3 separate regions of the Homo sapiens genome follow, and all the other regions are linked to region 1. The links are chromatin contacts, found by Hi-C or POLR2A ChIA-PET in ENCODE. All regions are on one chromosome and are shown on one strand. The core of a region is the stretch at or near the end of the contact, and the rest is flanking DNA. Distances in the headings are between cores, read along the strand shown.

Evidence for each region. A loop is a pair of places that touch in the nucleus more often than their neighbours do. ChIA-PET counts read pairs that join two places held with the same protein, here RNA polymerase II (POLR2A). Pooled maps may share reads with other maps.
Region 2: a pooled map shows a loop between it and region 1 (10-fold over the local background). The contact joins the promoter of TNFRSF17 here to the enhancer-like site in region 1. A Hi-C loop is called at or near these places in 4 of 37 single-sample maps with no recorded cell type and 3 of 50 pooled maps.
Region 3: a pooled map shows a loop between it and region 1 (14-fold over the local background). The contact joins two enhancer-like sites. A Hi-C loop is called at or near these places in 2 of 50 pooled maps. POLR2A ChIA-PET finds 5 or more read pairs at or near these places in 2 of 52 experiments (AG04450 and B cell).

Annotation. Positions count from the first base shown.
Region 1 is chr16:14,353,367-14,356,151 of GRCh38, reverse strand. No RefSeq gene overlaps it. Among named protein-coding and RNA genes, the nearest start is that of LINC02130, 16 kb to the left of the region's middle. RefSeq lists enhancers at 1,268-1,367, 2,341-2,785 and a silencer at 1,488-1,547. Within about 2 kb of position 1,296, at least 5 of the 41 ENCODE cell types and tissues checked have a DNase peak (open chromatin) inside an H3K27ac peak, as active enhancers do; they include B cell, where a contact is called at or near this core.
Region 2 is chr16:11,963,660-11,966,490 of GRCh38, reverse strand. It overlaps TNFRSF17 (TNF receptor superfamily member 17), which reads right to left and starts at 1,281. Exons shown (of 3, transcript NM_001192.3): 1 at 1,037-1,281; 2 at 150-296. The coding sequence starts at 1,166. It also overlaps a transcript of NPIPB2 not described here. RefSeq lists enhancers at 1,054-1,493, 1,614-1,733.
Region 3 is chr16:17,300,371-17,303,081 of GRCh38, reverse strand. The region is part of intron 2 of XYLT1 (xylosyltransferase 1); the gene reads left to right. Among named protein-coding and RNA genes, the nearest start is that of XYLT1, 170 kb to the left of the region's middle. Within about 2 kb of position 1,386, at least 9 of the 41 ENCODE cell types and tissues checked have a DNase peak (open chromatin) inside an H3K27ac peak, as active enhancers do; they include B cell, where a contact is called at or near this core.

The DNA of each region.
Region 1 (2,785 bases), core at 47-2,546:
CGGCCCAGGTGCCTCAGGGTCCTCGGTTCATGGCTCAGTTTATTTGGGGAAGTCTGAGACCCTCCCCTGTTCCATGTTGTCATCCCTGCGGGATGGACAGGGATGCTGGGGGCTGCCCTTCTCTGGCATGTTTTCCCGTTTTGCTCCCCCACTTTTTAAATTTAAATTTAAATTTTTATTTATTTTGTTTTTTTGAGATGGAGTCTCACTTTGTCACCCAGGCTGGAGTGCAGTGGTGTCATCTCAGCTCACTGCAACCTCTGCCTCCTGGGCTGAAGTGATTCTCTTGCCTCAGCCTCTCAAGTATCTGGGACTACAGGTGCCTGCCACCATGCCCGGCTACTTTTTGTATTTTTAGTAGAGATGGGATTTCACCATGTTGGCCAGGCTGGTCTCAAACTCCTGACCTCAAATGATCTGCCCACCTCAGCCTCCCAAAGTACTGAGATTACAGGCGTGAGCTGCTGCGCCCGGCCCCGCTTTGCCCCCTTTTAATGAATCTTGGTGCCCTTTTCCTTCTGTCTTCCTCACTTGTTAGGGTTGTGTGCTATTTCATCTTGTGCGTTTAAGACATGGGGTCATCACTGTTCTGTGATCACAGGAAAGCTCAAAGGAAGCTGACAGCGGTGAGATGGTGGCAGGACTGGAGGAGATAGAGAGGGGATGTGTGTCCTTGTGTCTCCTGGGTCTCTGCTGCCACCCAACCCCCCGCCCCCCCCCCCCACTCTTGGCTTTGGAATTTGGGCTGAGTTGTATATGAACCTGGTCTCCTTGGCCAATATCTGTCCAAATTACCAATGCAGAAATCCTCTGTCCCAGCTGGTCTGCAGCCCAGCAGTAATCCTACAGATAAACTGGGGCTTGTGAGACCTTATTTACCTCTGAGGTTATTTTTTGCAACATTGTAAAAGCGAAAGATTGAAACAACCTAAACCCCCTTCAGTAGGGCACTAGTTAAAAATAAATGGCACCATCTGTATAACCGCATATGCTATGCAGCTGTGAAAAACCAGGGAGGAAGCATTTCCAAGCTTTATTAGGTAAGAAAAGCAAGTATGCACAAAGCAAGTATACCTCTTTGTGTAAAAAGGGGAGGACGTGAGAATATATTCCTGTGAGCTTACATTGCATAAACTACAGCTACTCACTGAATGGTGAAATGTTACTTGTGGAGGTGGAAGTGAAACTTCGTGGTTAGGGGACTTGGGGTTGAGAGCAGGACACAGATTTGTTCATTGCCTTTTGGTGAGCATGTACACGCACAACTTTTCAAAATCTTAAACTTAGAAAAATGTAACATCATTAAAGCATAGCATGTTTTGAGTGTAGCGGTTTCGGTTTGAGTGTCACACTGGATCTTGTTTCAGCCTGTCAGCTGTGTGACCTTGGGTAAGTTACTTAACTGCTCCGTTTCCCCATCAACAGAATGCAGTTCCAACCTTGGGCTACTCAGATGGGTAAATGAAATAAACTACTCCCTCCTTCCCTCCTCCCCATCCTCCTCTCCTCCCCTCCCCCATCCCCTCCTCTTCCCTCTCCGCTCCGCCTCCTCCTCCCTCTCCCCTCCCCTCTTCCTCCTTCTCCCCTCCTCCTCCCTCTCCCCTCCCCTCCTCCTCCCTCTCTCCTCCTCCTCCCTCTCCCCTCCCCTCCTCCTCCCTCTCCCCTCCCCTCCTCCTCCCTCTCCCCGCCCCTCCTCCTCCCTCTCCCCTCCCCTCCTCTCCTCGTCCCTCTCTCCTCCTCCCCCTCCTCCCCTTCCCTCCTCTCCCTCCTCCGCTTCCCTCCTCCCCCTACTCCCCCTCCTCCCTTCCCCCTCCCCTCCTCCCTTCCCCCTCCCCTCCTCCCTTCCCCCTCCCCTTTCCCCTTCCCTGTCCTCCCTCCTACCCTCCCCTTCCCCTTTCCTTCCCCCTTCCCCCTCCCCCTTCCTCCTCCTCCCTCTACCTCTCCCCTCTTCCCCCTCTTTTCCTCTTTCCCTCCCCCTCTTTTCCTCTTTCCCTCCCCCTCTTTTCCTCTTTCCCTCCCCCTCTTTTCCTCCTTCCCTCCTCCCTCTGCCCCTCCCCCTCCCCCTCCTCCCATTTCTTCCCCTTCCCCCTCCCCTCTCTGCCCCCCACCTTGCTTTCATTCCCCTCCCCCTTCCTCCTTCCCTCCCCCTCCTCCCCTTTCTTTCCCTCCCCCTCCTCCCCTTTCTTTGCCTCCTCTCCCCCCTTTCCCCCTCCTCTCCCCACTTTCCCCCTCCTCTCCCCACTTTCTCCCTCCTCTTCTTCCTCCCCCTGCTTTCCTTCCTCCCCCTTCCTCCCTCTCCCTTTCTCCCTCCCCCTTCTACTACTCTCCCCTCTGTCCCTCCTGCTTTCCTCCCTGCCTTCCCTGCCATGCCTTTTCCCCTCCCACCTTCCCTCCCTCCCTCCCTCCTGCCTCCCCCACCTTCCCCTGTATATATGTTGGTTAATATCCAAAATATATAAAGAACTCCTACAACCCAATAGCAAAAAACCAAATAGCTCCAAAAATGGGCAAAGGACCTGAGCAGACTCTTCCCCAAAGAAGACAAATGAATGGTCAAGAGGCATATGAAAAGGTGCTTGACGCCACTCAGCAGGGAAATGCAAATCCAAAGAACAGTAGGCTATGGCCTCACACCTATTAGGGTGGCCATTCTCAAACAGAAGGTGGCCAGGCGCGGTTGCTCACGCCTGTAATCTCAGCACTTTGGGAGGCTGAGGCAGGTGGGTCACTAGGTCAGGAGTTCAAGACTAGCCCGGCCAACATGGTGAAACCCTGTCTCTACTAA
Region 2 (2,831 bases), core at 32-2,531, 2.4 Mb after region 1:
TACCAAGTTCATTTAATGTAACAATGTTCTAACACATTCGAAAGGGCTGTAACGAAGTGAAATAGTCAACGCTAAAAAAAGAAAAGGAACTGAAACTCACAATAGCCATCCCCTGGAAATAGATTTCAAAGATTCACCATCAAACCAACCTGTGTTTTTAAACTCGTCCTTTAATGGTTCAGAGTTTATCTTCCTTAGCAAAAACATTAGCACGAAAACTGCCAAAGAAATTATTAAGCTCAGTCCCAAACAGGTCCAGAGAATCGCATTCGTTCCTTTCACTGAATTGGTCACACCTTTATGAAAAGAACATCAGACAGATAATGAGCTGATAACATAATATTCACATACTTTATTGTTATTATTTATTTATTTATTTTGAGACAAAGTCTTGCTCTGTTGCCCAGGCTAGAGTGCAGTGGCGCGATCTCGGCTCACTGCAACCTCCACCTCCCAAGTTCAAACAATTCTCCTGCCTCAGCCTCCCGAGTAGCTGGGATTACAGACCTGTGCCACCATGCCCAGCTAATTTTTTGTATTTTTAGTAGAGACAGGGTTTCACCAGGTTGGCCAGGCTGGCCTCAAACTGCCGACCTCAGGTGATTCACCCACCTCGGCCTCCCAAAGTGCTGGGATTACAGGTGTGAGCCATCCACCGCACCCGGCTGTCATACTTGATTATTTTGCTAAAATAATGAATTATGGATTGTTTTGATAGCAAAATAATCAAGTATGGATTATTTCCATTCAATCACCTTAATTAATGAACATTGACTTTTAAATTCTAAATATCACTTAATTAGAAGAGCTGATTTTTAAAAAAAATCTATGTTGCTAATAGTGCTGAATCATATCAAGTTCAGTTCCAAATAATTACTTTGTTTCCATAAACATTAAAATCACTGCCTTGCTTCCTTTCTCTTTTTGATTCAAGAAAACTCACCATCATGCCCATTATGTTGATTCTCTGAATAAGCAGTCCATATAGACAGAATAGTTCACACCAATGAATAATCGTTCAAGCAATATTACTTACTTGCATTACAATAACGCTGACATGTTAGAGGAGGAGTATTAGAAGAACATCGAAGTTGACAAGGTATGCAAGCATGCAACAAACTGTCAAAATATTCATTTTGGGAGCACTGCCCAGCCATCTGCAACATGATCACAAAAAGAAAACAAGGGAGCTACAGAAAGAACAGCCTGGAAGGACAAGTAATATCTCTACAAGAATTCCAGAGCAAATGCAGCAAGAGCAGCTAGAATGTTGAGAACAATGAACTTCGCCTGCTTCGTGGGTTCTTACGGGGGCTGTCTGTGTCTTCGCGGCAGCTAAGGATTTGAATACCACATCTAATTCAAGTTTCTAAGTTTGAGTCTTGGATGGGGTAAGAGACAGGGTGTAAATATCAGGGCATATCACATCTGAAACAGAAACTGCTTATTTATAGAAGAAATTTCTCAGCCAGGTGACAGTTGCAAGATGCAGACAAGCCCACAGCATCAAGCCGAATGTTCAGTAACAGTTTCTGGAACATCTGTTAATAAGCTGTACTCTGTGAGAGGTGCCAGGGAGATAGACAAGACAAGGTCTGTGCTGTGCCCCTTAAGATCTTAACATTGAGGCCAGCTGCAGGGGTTCACACCTGTAATCCCAGGACTTTGGGAGTCAAAAGGCAAAAGGATTGCTTGAGCCCAGGAGTTCAAAATCAGCCTGGGCAACATGGCGAAACCCTGACTTTACAAAAACATTTTAAAAAGTAGTCTGGTGTAAGCTGGGCGCCGTGGCGCTCTCCTGTAATCCCAGCACTTTGGGAGGCCGAGGCAGGTGGATCACTTGAGGTCAGGAGTTCCAGAACAGCCTGGCCAACATGGTGAAACCCCGTCTCTACTAAAAATACAAAAATTAGTCAGGCATGGTGGCAGGCACCTATGATCCCAGCTACTCAGGAGGCTGAGGCAGGGAGACGTGCTTGAACCCAGGAGGCGGAGTTTGCAGTAAGCCAAGATCAGGCCACTGCGCTCCAGCCTGGGTGACAAAGCAAGACTCTATCTCAAAAAAAAAAAAAATTCTACAGGAAGATCAGAGGTGATGCACTAAGGAAGACGCACAATGCCACTGACAGAAAAAGAGACATTTAGGGTAAGAGCTCGTGGAAAGAGGGCTGAGAGGAAGATAGGTTTGGGGTATTATAATAATAATACAATAATCTATGTTCCATTGTTGAAAATTTAGAAATACAGATGAGCAGATAAAACCATTTTAAAAATCCACAGTCCAAGCATCCAGAAGTCATCACCGCTAACACCTGGTGTATCCCAGAAGTTGCAAACAGACCTGCCGATGCGATGTCTTTTGTTTCACCGATCCCTGAATTCTAGATAGATACATTTATATAGTGCATTTTTCTGTTTACATAAATGGATCACTTGAATTTGCCTTTTTTTTTTTTTTTGACAGAGTCTCACTCTGTCTCCCAGGCTGAGTGCAGTGACACAATCACAGCTCACTGCAGCCTCCACCTCCTGGGTTCAGGTGATCTGCCCACCTCAGCCTTCCAAGTAGCTGGGACTACAGACATGCGCCAGCACGCCTGGTAAGTTTTGTATTTTTTGTAGAGATGGGTTTTTGCCGTGTTGCCCAGGTTGCTCTCAAACACTTGGGGTCAAGTGATCCACCCACCTCGGCCTCCCAAAGCGCTGGGATTACAGGTGTGAGCCACTAAGCCCAGCTTGAATTTGCTTTTAACCATACTGAGTGAAATACCCATATAGAGACGTCCAGATGTTTGTCAAAAATGCAGGACTCAATTAAAATTTGAGGAAAT
Region 3 (2,711 bases), core at 137-2,636, 2.9 Mb before region 1:
GTGAGTGGTCTGTCTTTCAAGATCCATCACGACTGAAGCTCCAGTCCTCCCCTTTCCTTTCCCATGTACTCCCCTTCCCTACCCATACTGCCAACCCTACCCCAGCTTATCCCCTTGCATTAAGCTCACGGTCACATGTGTGCTCACTTGCTAGCTCTCTCTCGCTTTCTCTTTTCTCTCCCCCTCACCCATTCTAGACCCAAGGTCAACCCCTTCCTTCCCTAGTCTTCCTCAAAAGCCTTGGGGGATTGAGTAACCCGTTATTGTGCCAGTGGTGGCTTTTTTCTGGAACCTTTTGAAGTTCTGTGGTTTGTTGATTCATCTCTTTACACCCATCCCTCTTTCAGGAAGGGTTTATGGCAGTCTGCATGGGTGTACTAAACAAAATAAGACTGCAAAAATTAAAACTGAGACAAAGAAAGGAAACACAACCATAGGACCATCATACCTTGGAGCTGGAATAGGTATTAACACCTACACCATGGTGGGGAACTGGAGATTTGACAAAGAGCTTTCTGGCTGCCATCAAGGAAAACAAATCTGTCCCTTCCACTGCCCTGTATCCAAATAATTGACACAGGCCATTGCTCATGGCAGGTGGATCTGTTCTCAGTGCTCAGTTCAGATGGAAATTTCTCCAGAGGGCCTCACAAGAGGAGGAAGAGGAAGGACCAGCAGGCTTTGCAGCTTGCTAACAGCAGACAGGATGAGGTATTCATGGCTGTCTGCTACGACGGTGTCCCCTGGTCTAGACTCGACATCTTATGCTGATACTCAGCAGAGTAAGGACACATCCTGGTACCTGGGCCTGGGTTGACCTCGACATGTATTTTTTTATTATTATTATTATTAGTAGTAGTAGTAGTAGTAGTATTTTGAGATCGAGTCTTGCTCTGTCACCCAGGCTGGAGTGCAGTGGCACAATCTTGGCTCACTGCAACATCCACCTGGTGGGTTCAAGCAATTCTCCCATCTTAGCCTCCTGAGTAGCTAGGGTGTATGCCACCACGCCTGGCTAATTTTTGCATTTTTAGTAGAGATGGGGTTTCACCATGTTGGCCAGATTGGTCTTGAACTTCTGACCTCAAATGATCCGCCCACCTTGGCCTCCCAAAGTGCTGAGATTACAGGCATGAGCCACTGTGCCGAGCCCTGACATGTATTTTAGGGAAGCTACCAGAACAAACAGACCATGTGGTCTCCAAGCACCACTGGAGCATAAAGAGGAAGCTCTTAGTCTGAGAGAGAGACCAGGTGAAAATTCCAGCTCAGATGCTGACCTCTGGCCTAGTCTTTCCACTTTTGTAAACCTCCGAGTCTTCATCTAAGAAGTGAGAGTTGATATTAGCATTCGCCACCTGTTGTTGCGGTGGAGTCTGATGAAACGCCTTCGCACTGTGGCCTTTGCATCTATTATTGTATTTAAACTTGGCAGCGACATTGCAAGGTAAATGTCACCCCATCTGCTTCACGCTGTTCTGAGTACTTTAGCTCAGTATTACTCAAGCATTACTTTCTTTCATTATCACCCTCCCAAGAAGAAAAATTTAATTTAATATAAATTCTCCCTTGTGAGAGAAATTAAATACTGTGGGAAAAGATTTTATCAGATAGGGTTGAGCTTTGGGGGACGGCTGACCATTGCAATATCTAAGACTATTATTATTATTTTGAGACAGAGTTGTGTTGTGTTGCCCAGGCTGGAGTACAGTGGTGCAATCTTGGCTCAGTGCAACCACTGCCTCCTGAGTTCAAGGGATTTTCGTGCCTCAGCTTCCTGAGTAGCTGGGATTATAGGCGCCCGCCACCATGCCTGGCTAATTTTATATTTGTAGTAGAGACAGAGTTTCACCATGTTGGCCAGGCTGGTCTCAAACTCCCAACCTCAACTAATCCACCCGCCTCAGCCTCCCGAAGTGCTGGGATTATAAGTATGAGCCACTGTGCCCAGCCTAAGATTTTTTTTTTCTCACACACATATACTCCCCCAAATTTTGCTTGCTTGGTGGGGGTGACAGTCATCCCTATTGAGAATATGTGCTTTAGATATACAAACTAACTCCTATTAAAGCTCTAGTTGAGAGAGAAAGGAACGGAGGCCCAGAGAGGTAAAGTAACATACCCAGAGTTGCACAGCTAATGAGAAAGGATCTGAATTGTCTTATGGATTGCTCTAGACGGTGCTTAAAGCACAGTCTAACTTATAGCAGCAAACTGTACGTGTTATTTTGTGTCTTGCTTTTGTCGCTTACCTATCTAGCTCATCGATTGTTCTGGTTCAGTATATATATCATGGCCCCCATTCTTTTTAATAGCTGCATTAGGCTGGGCGCGGTGGTTCACATCTGTAACTCCAGCACTTTGGGAGGCTAAGGTGGGCAGTCATCTGAGCCCAGGAGTTCCAGACCAGCGTGGCCAAGGTGGTGATGAAACCCCGTCACTACTAAAAACATGAAAATTAGCCAGGTATGGTGGCAGGTGCCTGTAACCCCAGCCACTCGGGAGGCTAAGGCAGGAGAATCACTTGAACCCAGGAGGCAGCAGTTTCAGTGAGCCGAGATCGTGCCGCTGCACTCCAGACTGGGTAACAGAACAAGACTCCATCTCAAAAAAAAAAAAAAAAAAAAAAGAAAGAATGAAAGAAAGAAATAGCTGCATTATTTTGCATTTGCATTCACATAGCATGGTTTATTTAACCATACCACAACTGC